2 separate regions of the Mus musculus genome follow, and region 1 is linked to region 2. Evidence: chromatin loops called from intact Hi-C (ENCODE). Cell type or tissue: left cerebral cortex. All regions are shown on one strand. Each heading gives the region's core, and the rest is flanking DNA. Links, peaks and the distances in the headings are about the cores only.

Evidence for each region. Peaks named below come from ENCODE experiments on the same cell type or tissue, not always from the same donor. Only the 100,000 strongest peaks of a DNase experiment are listed, where the experiment ranks them.
Region 1: a loop joins it to region 2, with 12 times the contacts of the local background. A loop is called at or near these places in 2 of 42 quality-filtered maps.

Annotation. Positions count from the first base shown.
Region 1 is chr7:24,170,567-24,182,369 of GRCm38, reverse strand. Zfp114 (zinc finger protein 114) reads right to left here and starts at 7,348. Exons shown (of 4, transcript NM_001029933.3): 1 at 7,221-7,348; 2 at 6,204-6,261; 3 at 4,494-4,620; 4 at 1-1,997. The coding sequence starts at 6,218. The coding sequence ends at 382. In left cerebral cortex, for the core only: CTCF peaks have their summits at 5,682 (motif pointing right) and 7,110; DNase peaks (open chromatin) are centred at 5,846, 7,152 and 7,277; H3K4me3 peaks cover 1,038 bases; H3K27ac peaks cover 584 bases.
Region 2 is chr7:24,075,779-24,087,581 of GRCm38, reverse strand. Zfp180 (zinc finger protein 180) reads right to left here and starts at 5,685. Exons shown (of 5, transcript NM_001045486.2): 1 at 5,344-5,685; 2 at 2,076-2,156. The coding sequence starts at 2,126. It also overlaps the pseudogene Gm36694. In left cerebral cortex, for the core only: no CTCF peak of the experiment used is centred there; DNase peaks (open chromatin) are centred at 4,518, 5,295 and 5,757; H3K4me3 peaks cover 2,223 bases; H3K27ac peaks cover 1,487 bases.

The DNA.
Region 1 (11,803 bases), core at 4,425-9,424, 94 kb before region 2:
CATCAGTACGAAACGGAAGCATTTCAGGGATTTGTATTCTTTTTTCTTTATATGAACAGAAGTCACCTGCTTTTTGGATATTTGTTGTTAATTTCTCACATATAGCTGCTACGAGCTCTTTGTCAATCTTGATTAACTACCCATACTATCAAATCTTAGCACAAGTATGAGGCTGTTCCTGACAGTTGTCTGTTCCTGACAATTGACAATTCTTCCTTTTATAATTAAATAAGGAACTTTTCATAATGATCCCAGTAGGAGAATGAGTTGAGGGTTAAATAAAATAATATGCAGCCCCCTGTTAATCTCTGAATCCTCTGGGTTTTGGGGCAATTTTAACCATCAGGAGGAGCATGGAGTCCATCTGATGGCAGAACACATCTAGCGATTCCTTGCACTGTGGACCCTCTGGTGGTAGACGAGATGCGATCTCTGACTGAAGCCCTTACAGCAGATGCCGCAGATATAGGGCTTCTCCTTGGTGTGGACCCTCTGGTGTCTTTGGAAGTGTGAGGCCTGACTGAAGCCCTTCCCACACTGCTGACACGTGTAGGGTTTCTCTCCTGTGTGGACCCTCTGGTGAATACTAAGCCCTGTGCTCTGGGTGAATTCCTTCCCACACTCCTCACACTTGAACGGCTTCTCCCCGGTGTGAATTATCTGATGGACTAGGAGATGGGATCTCTGGCTGAAGGCTTTCCCACAGCTGTCGCACTGATAAGGCTTTTCCCCCGTGTGCACTCTCTGATGAGTCTGAAGATATGAAGTCCGACTGAAGCCCTTCCCACAGACACTGCAGACAAATGGCTTCTCTCCTGTATGGACCCGCTGGTGGCTTTGGAAGCTTGAGGCTGAAGTGAAACCCTTCCCACACTCTTCACATTTATATGGCTTCTCTCCTGTGTGGACCCGCTGATGGCTGTGGAGGTTGAAGCTCAAGCTGAAGCGCTTCCCACACTCGTCACACTTGTAAGGTTTCTCCTCAGTGTGGACTCTCTGGTGGGTGTGGAGGTTCGAGCTGCAGCTGAAGCGCTTGCCACAGTCTCCACACTTATATGGCTTCTCTCCTGTGTGAATCCTCTCATGGGCCTGGAGGTGTGACAACTTTGTGAAGCCCTTCCCACACACCTCACACTTGTGAGGCTTCTCTTCAGTGTGCACGCGGCAGTGGATGTTGAGATCTGAGGTGCGGCTGAAGCCCTTCCCACAGCTGTCGCAGTGGGAGGGCTTCTTGCCCGTTTGCACTCTCTGGTTAGTCTGAAGATGTGCGTTCTTGCTGAAGCCTGTGCCACACTTGTGACGTGAGTATTGCTTTTTTCCTGGATGAACACTTTGTTGAATGGGGGTGTCCTCATGTGTACTACGTACAGGGGACTTTTCCCCTACTAGCACAGGCTGATGAAGTTCGTGATTGGGTCTGTCAGTCAAGGCTTCTTGGCCCTTGCTGCATTGGTAGACCCTCCTTTCTATGTAAACATGATGCTGGGTGCTGGGTGACACTGGAAAAATGACTTTGCCACAGTCACCACTGCTGTGGGCTTTGTCTCTTTTATGCAGTGCGTTGTTATGGTGGGAAATGCAACTCAGCGTGTCAACACCCGGAAGCAACTGCCGAGGCTCCGTTTTCACCAGCGTCTTCGGACACTGCTTCTGAGGCTTCTGTTTCTTGCTAAGATGTGTCTTACCCCAAGAACTCTGAGCCCTCCCAGACAGAAATTCCTGATTTTCAATAATGCTGGAATGGCTGTTTGTGGGACTCTCCGGACAGCTGGCATCCTCGGAGGCCTGGGGAAGCTGCTCTGCTCCCCAGTGGCAGGGGAAGTGGCACTGCTCCAGGAGGTGAGGACCCTTCCCCTGAATGCTGATGACAGCTTCTGGAGCTCCGGCCAGTTTGTTGGCATCATGGCTTGTCACTTGCCAGCACGGAAGCCGCCCCAGTGAAAGAAACCTCAGTCCTGTTGTGTGAAGATGAGTCGTCTTGCCTGGACTCTGGCCTCCTGAAAAAATAGAGATTAGAAGGTGTTATCAGCAAGAATGGGGACATCGAAGGTCCTAGTCCTCACTGCTCTCTGGAAACATCAACTAGAGACCAGCATCAAAGGTGACTGTCTGAGACCTCTGAGGAACAAGGTCTACAGGGAGAGCATCCACTCAAAAGAAGGCCATTGTCAACCATAGTGAGAAATTTAGGATGAGCTCAGAAGCGAAGAAGGTTCAAGTCACCTTCAACCTCTGCTGAGCACCTGACTCACAGAGCCTGTGTGTAGCCTTGAAGAAGGATAATGGGAAGGAAGCACTAACTCTGTGGTAACAGGTGTGGTGGTGCTCAGACACCAGCGGAGGCAGGTGCAGAATGGAGAGATTGAGCGAGAGACACATGTAAAGCAGGGCCTGTGAGGGCTCCCAAGCAGATGAATGCAGAGAGGGAGGGAGGGAGAGAGGGAGGGAGGGAGGGGAAGAGAGGGAGGGCAAGATAGAGAGAGAGAGAGAGAGAGACAGACAGACAGACACACACACCCCGAGACAGAGAGACAGAGGGGGGTGCACACAGCACTCTACCAGGAAGAGAATTCTGGGCAGAGAGAAGTAAGCTCTAACAGCTAAGACACAAAGACAGAAGCAGGGGAAAAAAAAAAAAGGAGATAGGCAGAGCTGGAGTGTGAGGCCCTAGGAAGGGGAGGCTCCAGTCAGGCACAGGGAATGAAGCCTGTCACCGAAACTCTTGGGAAGCTGAGGCAAGAGGATCACAAATCCAGGGCAAGCCCAGGCTACATAGCAAGACCTCGCCAGAAAACAAAAAACTGAAAACAAGAGTTTACTGAGTGAAATGGGAGGCCAACAGTGTGAGGCTGGTCGCGGTTTGATGGAACTTTTCCATCATACCGGAGGATGGCAGAGAGGAAGCACAAGACAAAGAGCAGAAGCAGTGTTGGGGCGTCTGGAGGTGGCACTTATCGGTCTGGGTCGAGGACACAAGAAAGGGGCTGTGGAAACTCCCTGCCGCTAAGGAAAGCCACTGAGGTCAGGCATGTTGGGGGAGGGGGTGTCCCCGCATGGAGGCCCTGGAGAGGCCATTATGTGAAGCTGTGAGGGTGAAGCCTGGATTGCCTTGGAGACCCCAAGAGGTCAGAGATGTGATCACCATGGGATGCCTGCCCATGGGATGCCTGCTGAGAAGAGCTACTAACAAGGGGTGGAAACCAGCCTCCCCACCCCCCACATAAATGTGTTACAGTCCACAGAGCTGAAAGGAGGAGGTGGAGATCTCAAGGGCACTTAGATGTCAGATGTGAGGATGCAGGGTTTAGAGTTTGCTATCATGTTTCTGTTTTTTAAGATTTATTTTATGTTTATGAGTACACTGTAGCTGTCTTCAGACACACCAGAAGAGGGTATCAGACCCCATTACAGATGGTTGTGAGCCACTATGTGGTTGCCAGGAATTAACTCAGGACCTCTGGCAGAGCAGTCAGTGCTCTTAACCGCTGAGCCAGCTCCCCAGCCCCTGCTTTCATCGGTTTTGTTCTATTTTTGGTTCAGTCTTTCCTCACTAAGCCCCACCTCCTTTGCTTTAGAAGGATATATTATGTGCCACTGTATGTTGGATTATCTGGGGTTTTTATCTTTTATTTTTTTATGGAAAGTTACACTTAAGAGATTGCATGAGTCCCAGAAGAGACTTTAAACATCGGACTTCTAAACAGTGTTAAGACTATAACAGACTCTGGGGATTTTATGGTTAGTCTGAATGCATTTTGCATTCTGATATGGCTACAAGCCTATGGGGGCCAAGGCGTGTGTGGTGGTTTGAATAGGTATGGCTGCCACAGGCTCGTGTGTTTGAATGCTTGGCACACAGGGAATGCCAAGGCTTGACAGGGATCAGGAGATGTGGCCTTGTTTGAGGAAGTGTGCTTTGAAGTTTCAAATCCTCAAGCCAGAACCAGTGTTGCTCTTCCTGCTGCCTTTAGATCCAAATATAAAACCTCTGCTACCGTTCTATCCCACCATGATAATGAACTAAATCTCAGAAACGTGGTATCAAGCCTCAGTAAAATTCTTTCCTTTTTAAGGAAACACACACACACACACACACACACATGCAAACTCATACTCAAAAAGAAATATTTTTAAAATTTCATTTAAAGCGCAGCATCTATTTGTAAAATGCAGTTGTAAAAAAATGAAGTGGACGCTGGAGAGATGCCTCAGTGATTCAGAGCACTGGCTGCCCTTCCACAGGACCCAGGGTGTGTGTGCAGCACCCACATGCTGGCTCACAACCATCTGTAAGTCCAGGTCCAGGGGATCTAATGCCCTCTTCTGGCCTCTGTGGGCATCATGAGTGAATGTGGCACAGACACACATGCTGACAAAACACTCACGTGCACATAAAATACAAAATAAGTAACCCTAAAAGGGAAGCAGTGGCGTGCAACAGACACACGGGTGTGAACTCTGACATCACCAAGGACACAGGGCCCCGTCCTCACCCACTGCCAGGAGGTTCCTGAAGTTCTCCAGCATCACATCGTGGTACAGCTTCCTCTGAGCAGCGTCCAGCAGCCCCAGCTCCTCCTCGCTGAAGACCACGGCCACGTCCCTGAATGTCACTGCCTCCTGTGACGGCAAGCACATTCCATGTTTCAGAAAAACTGCTATTTTTAATCAATTGTCAAAGTACCCAATATTTTTAAAAGTGTCCAGTTTAGGCCAGAGAATAGAGAACCAGGAATAATTACTGCCTGCCAATTAACTGGGGATATAGTCACTGTTATTAGCAAAACACACATTAACTCCTTGGAGTTGATGGTTCCAGGTAGCTGGAGAGCTTGGCTGAACACCATGTAAAATACCCCTGTGCATTTGTATTCATGTTGCCGTTTCTTGAACCATGGTTCCTGGGTGCTCAGCGGTGTCTAATAAATGTGCTGAGTTTCAGGGTTGCTGGTGTGTCTCCATCAGAGCACATGGCTTTTGCTCTCAGCTTGTCTGTACACATGTCTGTGTGTCTGTCCTTTCTTCGTCTCTTCATCGATTGAGTTGGATCAACCACAGAAGCCGTGCACTTGGTGGCAGCCGTACACTTTCCCTGGTTGTTCAGGAAATGAATGCTCAGGACGTCCCGTGCAGGAAGTGAGGGTGGCTAGAGGTCTGTGTGCATGTGTGTATACATGTGTGCATACATGTCAGTGTACTTAAGTACATGAGGGTGCACATGAATGTACAGGATGAAGGAGAACCCCTGGTGCTGGCAACCTTTCTTTTTGTTGTTTTTGAATCATCAGGGTCTTTCCGCGCCTTAGAACTTGCCAAATAGGCTAGGATGGATGCTAATGAGCACCAGGGAGCTGCCTGTCTCCACAGAGTCCCAGAAACAGGAGACCTGCTTCAGTGAGGTGGAAGAACAAAGCCCAAGTTTGAAAACATGTCTTCTGATGTCTACATACATGCTTTTGCATGTCCACAACCAACATCCTCACACAATAATAATAATACAAAAATTTAAAATGATCAAAATTCATGAACCACACCAATAGGGAGAATTTATATGTATTTGTAAGATAAAATTAGGTGAGCAGTGGAAAACGATGTCACTTTTAAAATGTAGGAAAACTTAAAAGACTTTTTTTAATGTATGTGCATGCCCTGTGTGTACATGTGTGTAGGTGCCCTGAGAGACCAGAAGAGGGCGCTGGACACCCTGGAATTGGAGTTACAGGCAGTTGTAAGTATCAGGTGTGGGTGCTGGGAACTGAGCCAGTGCCCTTAACTACTGAGCCATCTCTCCAGCCCACTTTTTTGAATTCTTTTTAGTCATCCTTTTACACTTTCCTGTGTGCACTGCACTTTGAGCACATGTTCCCACTGTCCTCTTTTTTTGTTTTTGTTTTTGTTTCGAGACAGGGTTTCTCTGTGCAGTCTTGGCTGTCCTGGAACTCACTTTGTAGACCAGGCTGGCCTCGAACTCAGAAATCCTCCTGCCTCTGCCTCCCAAGTGCTGGGATTAAAGGCGTGTGCCAACATGCCAGGCTCCCACCGTCCTCTCTTATCTCTCCTCCTTCCAGTCCTTTCTTCTCAGCAACTTCCCCTCTTCCTTCATGCAGTTCAGAGAGGCTCAGCTGTAGAGCACTTGCCCAGCATGCAGGGATCCTGTTTCCAATCCCTAGCACTGTGGGCATGGGGGAAGCAACCCGACTTACCTGTAACTTGGTCATTGTTCTCTTCTCTTTGAGACAAGGCAGGGCTCTGGGAAGCAAGCTGGGGGAGGAGGGGCTTCATGAGAACACTGCTAGGACAGTTGGGCCACATGGCTTCCTCAGCTTCTCCATCAGTCCTAAGGGCTGTGTGCGCTGGCCAGGCTTTTCTTTCTAGTTTCTACTCATAGGTAGTGCCATGCCTCACCTTGCTCACAGCTGGGGCTTAGAAAAGGCCACATTCTCTATTTCTGGGTGCTGGGCACTATTGCCTTCACAAATCTGGCTGTGTTAGTGGGCTTCCCAGAAAAACAAATCTTTAAGAAGCTCTGAACTCTGACGAATACTGCGTCATGATTGATCACTGCTCTCGGAAGGGTCTGTTAATGTGACAGCTCTTACACACAATTGTTTCCATACATAGGAATGATAGTCCTCCGCTCTGTCTCTCACACTAAAAGGTTTAAATACTAGTAAATTAAATGCTGTTCATCTGCACGAGCCCCCCACAAAGTCTCTGTTTCCATGTGCATGCAAATAATGAGATATAAAAACCCTCTCTAAGGAAAAGGGAGTTTGTCCCTGGGAAATGGCTCATCAGATAATGGTGACTACAGACGAGGGAGACCACCTGAGTTTCAGTCTCTGAACCCCGCATGGTGGAAGGAGAGACCGGACTCCCACAAGGTATTTCCTGATCTCCTTCATACACAAGCTGTGGCACGTCCCACTAAGGAAATAAGTAAGTAAATTAAAAAATGCAAAAAAAAAATCGCATAAAAACCAGTTGCAAACCACTTAAGGCTTCAGGCCACCTCTCATCACAACTCCTCCCCCATGCTCCCTTGGGATGCTAGATTCTTCCCTCGGACTCCTCCTTCCCCTCCGGAAGCAGGGGAAGTAGGACCAGGTAGCACCGCTTGGGGCTGAGCCCAGCAAGAGGGGACTCAGACACTGCCGCCGCCATCGCCATCGGTGCCCCAGTTCTCCCTGTCCGTGGACTTGTTTCTCCAAGGGACACACCGTTAGCACGAGCACACACGAAGGGCCGCAGGACGCTCCAAGTTTTCACATCTCCAGAAGCACTACCAGCCCGCCTCCGCTTGCAGAAGAGTCTGACCGCCTGGAGTGGGAACTACAATTCCCAGAATGCTTCAGTAGAAGCGCCAAACTATAGTGCCCTTCTGTAATGACATTCCCCAGCTCTCTAAAACCATCAATAAGTTCCAAGCTGTTTTAACTACAGTGGGCCCCCGGAAATCTTTTTTTTTTTTTTTTTTTTTTTTTGGTGGAGCGGGAGAGGAGGAGGAAGGGGGAGCTTGCTCTCCTGGGTTGCTTTTCGATTTATTCATTTCTGAAATGCCACTGTCAGGGCCTGTTGTTTGCCGTTGTTTGTAGACTCAAATAGTATGCAAAAGCAAAGAGTGTTTTATTCAGCAGAAGACCAGCGGGGATCCCTCATTCCAAAAAGGAGAGAACCCAAAGTGTGATTGTAAGCCCAATTTGAAGCACATTAGGGGAGTTCCAGGATAGGTGCGCTTTGTCTTACTTCACCTTTAGGTATTCTAGAACCATTACCAGGGCGTGGAGGGCCCGAAACTATTGCTGAGGAATCCTAGGATAAGTGGGCTTTGTCTTACTCTATCTCCACGGAAATTCCAGAACCATTACTGAGACATGGGGCTGGAAACTGTTGCTGACCCATCGTCCTAGATTCAGGCTATGTGGCTGGGCACCTTCTAGTTTCTGACTAGCTGCCTGACTTGTTTGTTTGTTTGTTTGTTTGTTTGTTTGTTTGTTTTTCTAACTTGCATGGGCTTTCCTGAACTTGCCCAGTTCTTAGGCCTAGTCTCTTGAATACTGATTTGAAACCTATCATGGAGCCATCACGAAAGACAAATATGGATATTTTGTTATTGTTGTTTTGATTCCCCTACCCCCACCCCTCCCCGGAGACACAACATCTCTCTGTATGTAGACTTGACTGTTCTGGAACTCCCCACCCCCTCCCGTAAACAATGGTGGCCTCTAAGGCATAGATCAGCCTGCCTCTGCCTCCCTAGTGTTGGGCTGAAAAGTGTGGGCCATCACACACTGCTATTGATACTTTTGAAAAACAATGAAGTCCCATATTATATTTCTATATAAACGTTAAAACTTCAACTGTGAAGCTATAGGAGCCTGATCTGGCAGCAGAGTTAGAGCCCCTTCATAGATTCCCTCTGTAAGGCATTGGGGAAAGGCTCAGTGGTAGAGCCCTGCCTAAAATCTTCTAGTGAGGGGTTGGGATCATAACTTGATGGTAGAACCCCCTGCCTAGAATCCCCCAGTGAAGGGCTGGGGGTGTAGCTCAGTGGTAGAGCCCCTGTCTAGAATCCCCCAGTGAGGAGCTGGGGGCGTGGCTCAGTGGTAGAGCCCCTGCCTAGAATCCCCCAGTGAGGGACTGGGGGTGTGGCTCAGTGGCAGAGCCTCTGCCTAGAATCCCCCAGTGAGGGGCTAGGGGTATGACCTGGTAGTAGAACATGGACGATCTGGGTCACTATTCTATTGCTGTGAAGAAACACCATGACCAAGGCAACTCTGACAAAAGGAAGCATGTAACTTGGGTCTGGCTTATACTTTCAGAGCTTTAGTCCATTATCCTGTCAGGAGCATAACAGCAGGCTGGCAATGGTGCTGAAGAAGTGGCTGAGACTTATATATTGATCCATACGCAGAAGGCAAGAAAAAGAGACATTAGGCCTAAGACCCTATATCCTCATCCGCCAAATCTTTTAAAAGAGTTCCACTCGCAGGTGCCTAAGCATTTAAATATATGAGCTTATGGAGGCTTTCTCACTCAATCCACAACCTGCCTAGAATCCCCCAGTGAGGGGCTGGGGTCATGGCTTGGTGGTAGAGCCCCTGCCTAGAATCCCCCAGTGTGTGTGTGTGTGTGTGTGTGTGTGTGTGTGTGTGTGTGTGTGTGTGTGTGTGTGTCTCAGTGGTAGTACTGACACCTGACATGGCACCCTGTGTTTGTGCCATAATTCTTCCTCATCCAAACACACACCCATTAATTGGGAACAAAGGGTAAGCTAAAGCTGGAAACCTCGAGTTCTCGGTACAATATTTAAGGAACACTGGATTCAACTTGTATCTAATACTGTGTTCCAAACTATTCAACACTAATACAACCTACAGACACGACAAAAACACTCTTTATGGCTTCTAACAATAAAAAAGGATGGCACACCTGACAGTTCACACTGTATGTACTCAAGCAAACTGTCCGAATGCAACAGGCAACTAGACTCCATGCCAGCTAGTCTGGAGGCTCAGAATGGCAGAAACAAGAGATGCTGCCCGTGGCCAGCAAATGTCTTGGCAGGTACAGGCCTGAGGACCTGAGTTCAATCCTTGAAATATACACAGTGGGAGAAGAGAAGTGACTCCCTGTAGTTTACATCTGCCTCTACCACAGGTGCTACAGCACACTGGTGTGCACACACACACACACACACACACACACACACACACACACAGAGAGAGAGAGAGAGAGAGAGAGAGAGAGAGAGAGAGAGAGAGAGAATTCATTAATACAAATAAACTACAAATTGTAGAAAGACAATTCGTCTTCTTTCTTTTGTCTTACTTTGTCTCAGCGTGGCTGAAACACTACTTCAGACCCCAGCACGCTGCAGCAATGTGTCAATAAGTCTCTTGCCTGAAGGACAGTTCAACAGAGTTGCACCCTCTTACTCCCACACCCTCCCCAAAACATAACAAAAGCATGTCATATAACCGGATTTTCTTGGACCTGCCTGCAGTATAAAGAAAGAGGCTGAGACTTTTATACAGTTTAAAGCTTAGGCCTTTTGCCAGGGCAGTCTCTCAGCTAGGGTTTAGACTTAATTTGACTATTCTAGCCTACAACCTGACCCACCATGTGGCTGGCCCTTTACCTCTCTGCTCCTTCCCCCACTCATCTATATTTCCTTCTGTGTCTGCCTCCAAATCTTCTGCATCTGTCTCCTCCTCTCCCCCCCCCCCACCCCCTGCCCCAGAGTCACTTTCTGTAGCCAGGGGCTTTGGCTACTTTATTTGGGTTCTTATATCTACCACCCTTCTCTATACCAATCCCTCCCAACCCCTTAACACTGGGGAAAAGAGAAAAAGTTAGTGGGGACAGGGGCTGTTGAGATCTTTTTAGAGCACTTCCTGCACCTGTCTGACTCTTCTTAGATTGAACAGGGCACCTGCGTCCTTGGGGACAATATGATTTTTCTCATAAATCCTGAGCCCCCAGGTTTTTCTCAACTCCCAGTCTGCAGCCTTTTTCCCCCAAGTCTGCAACCTAATTAAGATGGGGTTATATTTACCAGCGTCCATCACTGGATGACAAGGGGATCTAACACCCATAGAGATTATCCGGTCATCAGACTTTTGGCTCACTTGAATGAAGTCCACTTTGACAAGGGGATCCCACCAATTGTGTCATGCAGTCCCAGAAGAAGCAGAAGAAAGATTCTGTTCCCCCCACCCCCCACTGCTGTCGCCAGGCCTTGTCATTGCTTTTGCATCCAGGGCAAACAAAAAAGTGATGGGTACTCAGGAATCCCACAGCCCTGGTGAGTGTAAGCTGATCATTTAAGTCAAAGATTAAATAGGGAAACCAGGTACCTGCTGGGGCAACTTTGTGCTGCTGCTGGAGAATATCCCCCATAGATGCATTGCTTAGAGTCCAGGTTAGGTTCCAGGGTCTCTGAGGGTTTTGTTCCTTCACAAGGTCCTTTGCTCTGAGTTTAAGCCTCCCAGGAGAGCCCGCCCACTGGGAATGAAGAGCAGGGCAGTTTTAGTTTTAGTTGGTTGCTTGGGTTTTTGGAAACTTGCCATCTGGGTAGAGATAAGGGTCTGCTAAGTGACCATTCATGTGGTGAATCCAGGTGGCAATCCAATAACTTTGAGATCTATGGGGTTGGTTAGCCCAACATCTTTGATAACTGGTACAGATCTAACTGGAAGTTTACATGTAGTAAAATGCAAATGAATCCATATTTATTACCCTGCACAAAACTCAAGTACAAGTAGATCAAGGATATCAACATAAAACTGGATACACTACATTTCATAGAAGAGAAAGTGGGAAGTACTCTTGAATGCATTGGTACAGGAAACAATGGTCCAGGCTCTGAGATCAACAATTGATCGATGGACCTCATGAACCTGCAAAGCATTTGTAATGCAAAGGACACTGTTAATAGGCCCACCAAATTTATTTCCAAAGTGGTTGTATAAGTTTGCACTCCCACCAGCAATGAAGAAGTGTTCCCCTCAACCTATATCCTCACCAGCATGTGCTGTCTCTTGAGTTTTTGATCTTAGCCATTCTGATGGGTGTAAGATGGGACCTCCAAATTGTTTTATTTTTCATTTTCCTGATGACTAAGGACTTTGAAAATTTCTTTTTTTCCCCTTTTCCATTTTTTATTAGGTATTTAGCTCATTTACATTTCCAATGCTATACCAAAAGTCCCCCATACCCACCCCCCCCACTCCCCTACCCACCCACTCCCCCTTTTTGGCCCTGGCATTCCCCTGTACCGGGGCATATAAAGTTTGCGTGT
Region 2 (11,803 bases), core at 3,815-8,814:
ATGGGCCTGGCATGGTAGTGACCCGTCAGTGGGAACCTAGCGAGCTGGGTGGAGAGATTTTGGAGTTCTGTTTTTGGAGATAAAAACAGATCGGGCCATTGCCAGCCAGTATATGGCTGGCCAGGCTTCTGGGGCAGAGAGTTGCCGGCACAAGTGCGGAAAGGTGGTTCTTTTTTAATATTTCCTGCAACAAAATTGGGTGGCATATTTAACTCTAAATGAGATACTGGGCTTTTGTACTCTCCTCAGAATTGGAGAAGCACAAAACCCCATCCTTTTCTGGGCTACAAGTCGTGGTTCACATCTAATCCCAGTACTTAGGAAGCGGAGACAGGAGCATACCTAGTTGAAGGAAGGTCATCTTTAGCTATAGAGTGAGTCCCAGGACAGCCCTCAACACACGAGAGCCTGTCCTGCCTTAAAATGTTTTTTTAAAAAAAGATGGTGGGTGGCCCAGTAGTTAAGAGCACTCGAAGCTCTTAGAGAGGACCTTAGTTTAGTCCTCCATACCACAAGGGGTCGCTCATAGCTTCTTGTAACTCTAGTTCTGGGGGATTTGATGCCCTATTCTGGTTCTGTGGGCACCTACATACATGTGGAATATAGTCACACACAGACACATAAAAATAAACCTTTAAAAATAAATAAACACCAGCAGGAGAAATAAGAGCAGCAGTTAAGAGCACTGGCTGATCTTCCAGATGACCTGGGTTCAATTCCCAGCAATGTTAAGAGTGGCTCACAACCATCTAAAACTCCAGGCCCAGCCGATCCAGTGCCCTCTTCTGGCCTCCTTGGGCACCAGGCAAGCATGAAATACCCACACAAATCAAACTTAAAAATTGGTAAATAAAATAATCTTTAAACTTTAAAAGGGTAGAGGGCAGAGGGCTAGAGGGGCGGGGGGGGGGTGGGGGGGGGCGAGAAGAGATCAAGGGTTAAGAGTTCACATCCAGAAGTCAGGTAACAAGCCAGATGTCCCATGCATACCTGTAGCCCCAGCTCAGAGGGGCAGAGAGCAGAGAATCACTAGGACCTACTGGCTTCCAGCTTATCAGGGGAAATGCTAGCCTTTGGTGTGTGATAGACTCTTCCTGGGGAGATGAAACATATATGTGTTTATTCATGCCAGAAAGGAAAACCATGTATACCAATCTCAGTTTCTGTAAGAAAGCAGGCTGAGCAAACTATGGGAAACAAGCCAGTAAGCAGCTCTCCTCCATGGTCTCTGCATCAGCTCCTGCCTTCAGTTTCCTGCCTTGCTGGCATTCCAGTCCTAATTTACTCTGGTGATAAACAGCCAAATAAACTCCTTCCTCCACGACTTGCTTGTTGGTGTTTTGTTAGCAATAGAAATCCTAAAATGGGATTACTAGCAGGAGTGTGGGTGAGGGTTACTAGCAGGATCGGCTACATCCCTGGAACTCCTGTACAGTTTGCAGGTAGTTCAACAGGCCTGAGGGGGGCTCCTCTGCAGTGTGCCTTAGAGTTTCCTCTGTAACCGTTGGCTTCCATTATCCTCAGGGAAGGAGCCCTCCTGGCTTTCCACTTTATCAGCTCTGTGACATTTTATTTCACCCCCCCCCCACCCCCCCAATCCAGAGGGAACACTTCAATCAGAAGAAATTGCTCTACAACATCAAAGAAAGGCCATCTCTCAAGATAACATGTATGTAAAGAGACTACCATCTGGTGCCTTCTATACAGGCAAATACCCGTCGACATATGTGTATACATGCACATATACACGTTGATTAATCTTTTAAAAAGCCTGCCACACTGCTAGGCAGTGGTGGCGCACACCTTTAATCCCAGCACTTGGGAGGCAGAGGCAGGCAAATTTCTGAGTTCGAGGCCAGCCTGGTCTACAGAGTGAGTTCCAGGACAGCCAGGGCTACACAGAGAAACCCTGTCTCAAAACAACAATAACAACAAACAAAAACAAAACAAAAAAAAGCCTGCCACCCATGAGGGACCACACCCCTTAAAATACTGCAAAGAGATTTTTAAGGCTCGGGCTGTGGGGTCAGGCAGGAAATTGCTGAGGCCACTGGGGGAAGGGTGGCTTCACTCACCTCCACACAGGCCTGCAGGGACTCCAGGGACTCATCATCTTGTTGCTCCATGGTCTCCTCCAGGTGTGGCGTGGTGCCAAGCTGCATAAATAAAAGCAGCTCTGCATAGCCTGCACTGTCGCTCTCCAGCCCAGCCTGCCCCCTGGCAGTTAATGCCCCAACTGGACATTAACCAAGAATCCCTGAGTTGCTGCTCTAGGTCAAATCTTTGCAGTTCCACTTTGTTCCCCCATCCCCACTACCCTGTAAGCCCACCTCATGCTCAAAACATGACCATCTGCCCAGTACCTAAATGTGCAGCTCCAATCAGGGCATTCATTGGGTCTTGGGAGCCCCACAAACACCCAGCACTTAAAGAACCCCCTAGTATTACGTACTTTACTGGCTTGAGTGTGCAACTTCAAGACAATCTCTTTCCAGGCCTAGGAACCATATAGCCACTGATCAAATAAAGGAAATTCAGGACACAGCCCCAGCCTTTCCAGATAGTTATTTCATTGAGAACACTGTTCTTTCATCAGCAAACATGCAGAGCCTCCATCTTCCTACCCAAACCGCCAGGGCCAGGCCAGGCCCCTCCTTCCCCCACCCAACCAGACTCTTCCTCAGATTCTTACCCAAACCCTCAGGCTCTGAATTTGTAGCTTGAACCTGATTTCCTCCTCTATCAGTCTGGAGGGCTCTTTGGAACTAAAGACACAATGGCCCACGTGGAACTGGGGACCTCTGGCAGCCACAGCACATATCAGCCTCTGCCAGGACCAGACCCTGTACCTTTGCAGCTCAGCTGTCTTTGTGTCATCTGATGTCACGAACTTGGAAAGCAGGGTGGCAGCTGACCAATCCCACTTGAGGCACCAACCCCTCCATACTCCCTTGCTGCTCATGTGGTGCTAAGGCTGGAACCCAGTGTTCTGTGCACACTGGCAAGCACTCTACCAACTATGCCACATCCTCTGCCCCCATCTTTCTCTCACTACCCCACCCCCTGATTCTCACCCCAGCACTAATGTACAGTCCCACCTACTTCCCTCCACCCACCAGGCTCCAGCTTGAGTCTCAACCTGCGTAATTCCTGCTGTACACCTTCCTGGGCACCTGAATGCCAGGGAGACCCTGTCTTCCCCTACACTTGGGAATCAACTGGTGCTGATTACAGCAAAATCCACCAAGATCCCAGCACTATGTGTCAAAAGTGCATTTCTAGCAGGGCACGGTGGCACACACCTTTCATCCAAGCAGGTTCCCATGAAGGATTTGCATTCAGGACCTGGGTGCTCCGCCCATCTGGGGTTCTTCCTTGTTTTGGTTTTGATTCCTTATCCTTTGAGTCAGGGTTTCATGTAGTCTAGGCTAGCCTCACACGCATCATCCTCCTGCCTCTACCTCCCAAGTACTGCTTTTTTTAGTCATGTGCCACCAGACCGGATTTATGAAGTGCCAGAAATGGAACCTGGGGCTTTGTGCTAGGCAAGCACTTAACCAGCTGAGTTACACCCCAGCTCTAGGCGGATTTTTATAGGACTCTGTGTCCCCTTGTGGCTCCAAGTCACAGCTGCCACAATGGTCCTGAGGCCACCAGTTCTGCATGTCTGCAGAGCTGTAGTTAAAATACACCATTACCTAAGTCTGAGCACGGAGCTCCAGAACCAGTCCTAGGTCCTCAACACTTGGCTCCCAAGGTGTCCTCAAACTTAGGCTAGAGCCAAGGGACCTGTCTTCCACCCCGCTCTCCTATAAATGCAGGCATTCTCTTGCTTCAAGGCAGAACAGGCCACAGCAAAGATCCTAGCAACACATACTCTGTAAAGATGCTTACAGCATCTGCCTTCTCCCAGCCAGTTGCCAACCAGAAGGCAGCCTTTTAAAGCATAGGTTCCTTACCTCCAAGCTGGAGTTTCTACCCAACTTGAACATCTAAGAACTCTAAGGTGTTCAGGTTTCAGGTGCCAGTTCCAGATTCTCTAATTGAATACACTGACATGCACAGGGCCTTCTGCCTAGAATCCTCTGTTAGGCCCTTGCCTAACACCCTCCATCTGGTACTTGACTGTCGAAAGGACTGATTAACTGAAAACAATACTGGGTCTCCTGGTTCAAGAACCAGGACCTCCAGGCTGCTCTAGTGTGAACCCATTTCCTCCGAATCGAAATGCTCCCTCCTAGAAGGAGAAGGGAGGCTCCTAAGACTCAGGAAGCAAACAAAACTTAAAAGATCTCAGAAGCTGAAACTTTAAAGATACACACACACACCCTTCCTTAAGATTATACATGCAACAGCGAAGGCTGAGGAGGAGGTACCCTGCCCAGATGAGCTGCTTTGGAGTCTTGTAGGCACCTCCAGAGACGCAGCTTCCCTGAGTCATCACTCCCGTGGGCTTTTCAGTGCCATAGCTGACTCATCCTGCTCCTGTAAGAAACCCTTCACTCATACTTCCGTAGGGAACAACAATAAACCCACTGGCTCACTGGGCTAAACAGCGGCCACTGCTCTGCTTGGCTGTCATGCCTGGTCTAGGAACAGAAGCCACATACATCTCCAACAAACAGGACACCCCCAGGCTTGCAAGAACAGTGTCTGCCCAGGTAGGAGAACCACGTCTTCAGAACGTAGGCTGGTGATTCCGACACCAACACTTGCTCACGAATACAGTGTGGGCTTAGATCTAGTACAGAAACAGTGGCATGGTTCCTCTCTTTGGGAAAAAGAGTCTGTGCATTGGAAGGCTCTCCACTAAATACGCAGGGGAGGAGGGGAGTTCCTGGTACTTTTGTACGTACACAGAGGAAACTGCTCAGGTCACACCCACCTCTGCACCTACCCTCAGGGTCTCTCCCTACCCTCAGAGCTGATTCTGCATATGCACCTAGGGCCACCAGAGTCAGTTATTAGGAGCTGTTGGTGACACACCCTGTCACCTTAGAGGCCCCGCCACAATGTCTCTCTGTGGCGATAATACCTCTTTTAAAACTTTTTTGTCTAAAACGCAAGGCACCTTAGTGTCCCCTCGGGCCTTTCAATTATCTGCCCTTTGCCTAGGCCCTGTTTTCCATCCTTTTGGACATCCTCGGTCCCACAGTCCCACCACACAAAACCAACCATCCGCGCATGCGCACAACTGTGCACTCTTTACAGCCTCCCGAGACCCTGAGTCCTATTCTGAGGCACAGGAACCCCAAGTCACTGACACCAACGCGTCCAGATTCCCGCCTAGACCCTGCGCATGCGCACATCGACCACTGTAAGCGTCCCACATCTAACACCAACCTGGACGTCCGTGAGCCCGTGGTGAGGACCGGGGCGGGTCTGAGCCACTCACGACTCAGCGTCAGAACGAAACTGTGCTCACCGCTTCCTGCCCCGATCCTGAAGCACACCCGGCATGACTCGAGTGGCGGGGGTCTGGCTTCCACTTCGAGTCAGCATCCGCCAGGTCGCTCCGTGTAGACTGAGCCCAGCCACAAAGCTGAGCCATAGAAGACGCCTTCACACACATACACACACACACACTCACACGCACGCACGCACACACACAAACACATACAAACACACACACACACTCACACAAATGGCTGCACTGCCGGCTAAACCCGGAAGTAGGGGGTTATCAGCTCAATGGAACTACAATTCCCAGAACTCTCAGCGGCTTACGCAGCCGCTGTCAGAACTCAGCGCCAAGGGGCGAGGCCTCGAACTCGAGTGAGGCTGCGCAGTCCATCCCAGTCCTTTCAGGGTGGTGGCCAATGGGAAAGTCCTCTTGTAAGCCAAGATTGAAGCTGGCTTTGACACTGCCAAGTCTGGAAGACTAGCGATGTCCATGTTGTACAGTTCAAAAAGTTCTAATCATGCGGGCAGAATGGCTCAGCAGATAAAGGCGCTTTGCCGCCAATCATGATGATACGAGTTGGATTCCCAGAACCCCGTAAATAAATAAATCTAATCGCCCCACCTCCAATCCCCCACACACTATATAACTCTGTCTGGCCTGGAATTTACAGATGACCACCTGCCTCTGCTTCTCAAATGCTGGGATTAAAGGTATGAACTATCACACCCATCTTTTAAAAACTGATTTTTTATTTAATAGCTGTCAGTGTTAGGTCTCAAAGAAACCCAGGACAAATGGCTAAGGTGCCTGTTAACATATCCGGGTAAATGTTGGCTAGCTCTCCCAGCATCCCACTCCCTAACCGGAACCTCTCCTTTCCCCAGCTTTTCCTTTCAACATAAACTCATACATATTGGCTACGAGGTCTCCTGGTTCCCACACTTTTGATCTCTCCATCTTTGGCTCCTCTTTTTGCTCCCTATAATTAGCATATTAAAATGCCTTTTAGACATGTAAAAAATAATTAGCTTAGGACTCCTGCTCCACCCAAGGCTACACCTGATAACCAGAACTCAGAGACATCACTCCCTCATAATAACCAGATACAGTCTTAGAACCCCACTGGACAGTAATACACGCAGAGACCTAGAGCAATGCTTTGCTCTGCACATTTGGAGAGGCACCATCTTGATCTGCCCTATGGATAGAGATTCTCCGCCCAGGATCCTGAAGATCGAATCAGAGACTTCTGTTCTGGACCTCCAACACTTTTACATTCAGCTAAGATACATCACCCAGGTGAACAGCACTGGGGAGATAGTTGGAAACATAGAGTTTGAATTTTGTGTGATGACCCTCAGCATAATAAAACATATCTTTTGATATACTAACTATATGTGTTTACCTTCTTGGTCACGAAACTCCCTCTCCTCTTTCACTCTCTCCCCCCACACTCACTCTCCACTCATGGCTCCGTTCAGTCTAGACCCTTCCATGCCTCTGACTGTTCTCGGCCTCACAGTTTAAGCATACCTCTTTTTCTTTTTTCATTTATCTGATGCCCATAACCCGGGATTGACATAAGTGAGTTCCCTCTGAGGGACTCGGCAGCTCTGAACCAAGCTGTGGATCTGGCTCTCTAAGGTATGTATGTATCATTTATTTCTGCTGGCTCCTACCATTCACCAAACTTGACTCCAAATTCTAGAGTCTGCCTCTTCAATTGCTTTCTAGCCATGTGTCCCTCCTTGTCTACTCCACAAGTGTCTCTCTGGCTCCTGCAGCCTGGTAAGCCCTCCAGTGACCTCGTGGCATTTGCCATAAGGCATAAAGACATTTGCCCCCCCCCCCCACGTTGAAGTCACCCCCTTTCCAAGTCCATCTTCAGCTGCTCTCTCCTTTCCATCTCTACAGGACAAGTGCCACCTCAGAGTTGCCTTCTTTGTCTACTAGTACTACAAAAACCACACCAGTGTGCCAGAAAGCTCCTCTTGCCCTACTGGGTCTGTGACATGCATAAAGGGATGCCTCTCCTCTTTGATTCAGAATATTTCTCTCATTCCCTTTTAGGATGCCCTGGATTCTTATCATCACTGACATTTATGCCCCTGAGGCCTTTGTTCATATCTCCTTCCTAGGGCTTCCTCGCCTCACCAATCCCTGGGAGCTGTTATCATGCAGTTTCCTTAAGCCCTCTTGGGTCTGCTACCCTCTTCCTTGCCTCCCCTTTGGAGCTGCCTGCTCTATCTCTTACTTAAGCCCTCCTAACCCACTCCCCCTCAGTGGACCTCCTATACTTTGTGACCCTGTTACCTCCCAGCTCCCTCCTAAAAGTTCTGCAGCTTCTCTGTGCCCTCCTGGACTTCTCTCTATGTTTCTCAGCTCCTTTTTTGGAGCTTATAGGTGTTAAATGTTGCAGCTCTGAAGGGAAAGGCTTCCTTTACAGAAGTGTTACTACTCTGCTCCAGCTGCTGCAGAGGAAGGGTTTCTCCAGGGAAAGTGTTACAGTTCTGCTCTGGGAGGGGAAGGTTTCCCCAGTGAATGTGTTACATCTCTGCTCCACAGGAAAACGGTTTTCCCAGCTCCCCGGACGTTAGCATTTCCCATTTCCTCGAGGCTCCATCCAAGAGTTACCTAAACAGCCAGGTACCTTCTTTTTGTTCTTCCTGTTCCCTAATGATCAATCTCATGATAAGAAATTAGATAGAAAAAGATGGAAAGTTTATTCAGGGTCTGAGGATATAAAAACTTAAGTTATGAGTATCTCGGAATATATTTGGGATATTTGAGGGCCTAGAAAGACATTTTGAGGTTGGTAATTACTTATAAAGGTTGGAGGACATAAAATATTGGGTAGTGATAAAAAATAATTCAAGATACAAAAATTCTTTGAAGGAACCTTTTAAATTCCATTTGTCTCCACTCAGAAACTAGGCCATTAACCATTTGCTCCAGTAGCAAACCCTGAAGTCCAGGAATGAGACAATAAAATTCCCCACTAAAGGAACAGCTTAAAGGTAGTCACATGAATGGGACATAACTTATTTCAGGATAGGTCTGAGGTTTTTATCACTACTCTCAGATATCCCTCCTTTTTCATTGCATTACAATCATACTAGTATCTCTAGGAATGGCCTATGATCCTGCCCACTGTGACAGACAGATTCCAAGGTGGCCCCACAACACCTCACCTCCTGACGTTAGCACCATTATATAGTTCCCAGGCCTCATGAAAAGACCTGGATTTTGCATTTAATGAACATGGCAAAGACCCCAGATGCAGGTGATTGCAAAGATACTGCAATCTATCCCATATGATTTTTGCTTCTATTTGGCTTTGAATGAAACAAGAAAGCTGGCTGGTGGTAGTGCACACCCACCTTTAATCCCAGCATTTAGGAGGCAGAGGCAGGTCTATCTCTGAGTTTGAGGCCCACCTCACGTACAGAGGGAGTTCCAGGCCAGCCAAGGCTACACTGAGAGACCCTGTCTACAACAACAACAGCACACACACACACACACACACACACACACACACACACACACACAGAGAGAGAGAGAGAGAGAGAGAGAGAGAGAGAGAGAGAGAGAGAGAGATTCTAAAGAAACAGGATGGAGCAAATGGGGTGAACAGACAGGTTTTGGAAATGAACTAGATAACAGGAAATTAAACAGAATTGAAAAGAGTCTTGTGAGAGTGGTGCATGTGTGTACATGTGAATGCATGTGAGTACATGTGAATGCATTGTGTACTTGCACACATTTGTACCTGTGTAGGTGTATGTACATGTTTGTGCATGTGTGGGTGCATATGTGTGGAAGCTAGCATTCACCTCAGATGTTGTTCCTCAGAAACTGTCCACCTTGAGTGTGTTGATTTGCTTTGGTGTTATTGCTGTTACTTTGTTTTATTTTTGAGACAGTCTCCCTGGCCTAGAACCTGTGATTCTGCAAGGCTTTCTGGCCAGCAAGCCTCAGGGTTCCACCAGTCTTTGCCACCCCAGCAATGGGAGTACAGCACATGCCATCATGCTCAGCTCTATGTGGGCGTTAGGACTGAGCTATCTTCTCAGGCCCTACAGTTGAGAAGGTTCTTAAAGAAAAACTCTGTTGAACATTTGTACTACAGACTCATTAGCAGAGGACAAAAGGTACAGGTCTCTATCTGCCAGAGATTGCGTGACATCAGAATACAAGTATCAGAATACCTCATAATTTGACTCTTCATTTCTGCCTGGTCCTGGGGGCACCAATGGCTGCTTCGAGATTTGGGGCAATGGCTTCCTGGGACCCTCAGGAGCTGCGGAAGGTGGTTTCTTCTGCAAGTAAGTAAAGAAGTCAAATGAGACCCATAGTCAAGATGGACCAGAAGATGTCAACATATACTCCTCAAGGACACAGAGAAGCCAGGCAGTGGTGGCACTCAGGAGGCCAGGGCAGGTGGATCTCTGTAAGTATGAGTCCATCATGGTCTACATAGTGAGTTCCAGGACAGCCAGTGCTATATGAGAGACAGAATCTGTGTGAAAAGAAAAGGGGGAGAGTACACCCAGTTCAGGGTTCTACAAAGAACCCAAGTGGAGGAACAACTACAACTCCCAACTCACTGCTCTTCTGTAACATTCTCGCTCTCTCCCTCCCTCCATCCTTCCCTCCGTCTCCCTCCTTCCCTCAAAATTTCTCTTTTTCTCTCCCCCTCTTCCTCCCTCCTTCCCTCTCCCCCCCCCCCCAGTCATTATTTCCTCTTAAGTCAGCACCTTCCCCTCCTAACTTCCTCCTGCCATCATGTTTCTGGCCAGTGCCACTTCACTGCAATCCAGCCCCAAGCAAGGCCTGCTGGAAGGAACAACAAAGCAGCCATGAGATATGGAACCCCGTGTGGCCTTGGGCCATGATCTCCCCATCCCTGGAACTGCTTGCAGTGAGAAAGGTTTAGTTAGACTGAAACAACTCTCAGCCTTGATAATCATAAAATCCTCTGGTCATATTTCCTACACAGTTTCTTTAACAAGCTGCAGCAGGTCCAACCTACCTCATAGAACTGCTCTGGGGAGACACGTGGTAGTGGTGGCATCTGGGAAAAATGAGTGGGGAAAAATCATAGAGGCTGTGGGCATGGCACAGTGGTAGAGCCTCTGCCTAGAATCACCCAGTGAGGGGCTGGGGGTGTGGCTCAGTGGGAGAGCCCCTGCCTAGAATCACCCAGTGAGGGGCTGGGGCGTGGCTCAGTGGTAGAGCCCTGCCTAGAATCCCCCAGTGAGGGGCTGGGGCGTGGCTCAGTGGTAGAGCCCTGCCTAGAATCACCCCAGTGAGGAGCTGAGGGCGTGGCTCAGTGGTAAAAGCTAATCTAGCCTGCTTAAGGCTGGTTCAATCAATAGGAACACACGCACACATATACATATAGATGTTTAGAAAGAGAGTAAGAAAAAGACAGAAGGGGGGGTGTGGCTATGGTACCCTCTCATCCTAAGAGGTAGAAACATCCTGCTGGACTGTGGAAGGATCAGACAGAAAGTATGGGAGCAGTGAGAGTATCCGGGGAGCTCACCCACCTTTTTGCCTCTGGCCTCTCCTTCGGGCTTTGGGGCATTGTCATACACAGTCTTTGGTTTGTCTAGAGAAAGCAAACCACATCCCAGAGCAAAAGTTAGGGTGAGATATAAGGACAGGGTGCTGTGTTTCAGAACATTTCCTCGTCCTCAGGACTTTCTTCCCATCATGTCTCAGGTGAGACAGACCATTGTGATATAGAGGAGGAGCTAAGTTGTGGTCATGAGCTGTGGGTGGCCTTACTCCTTATCCTTCATGAAACTTTTTCTCTTCTGTAAAATGGAGCGGGGACCCAGGCATGTAGCTACTGGCCTGTAGTCCTAGCTACTCTGGAGACTGAGGCGAGAAGGTTACAGTTTAAATCTTTTCTGGGCTATCACACAAGGCTACATGGACATCTTGAAAGACCCTGTTTTAAGATGAAAAGTAAATTAATTAATTAATTTTGAGACAGGGATTCTCTGTGTATCCCTGGCTCTCCTGGAACTTGCTCTGTAGCCCAGGCTGGCCTCAAGCTCACAAAGATCCACCTGCCTCTGTCTCCTGAGTACTGGGATTAAAAGTGTGTGCCACCACCATCCTGCAAAAAGTAAAACTTTTTAAAATGAAAAAGTAGCCAGGCATAGTGGCACATGTCTTTAATCCCAGCACTGGGGGAGCAGAGGCAGGTGGATCTCTGTGTTCGAGGCCAGCCTGGTCTACAGAGTGAGTTCCAGGACAGCCAGGGCTACACAGAAAAAAATTGTCTTGAAAAAAAAGTAAAAAAACAACAAACAAACAAACAAAAAAAAAAACAATCAGAGATTAAAAGCACTTTCTACTGCTCTTTTAGAGGACCAGAATTTGGTA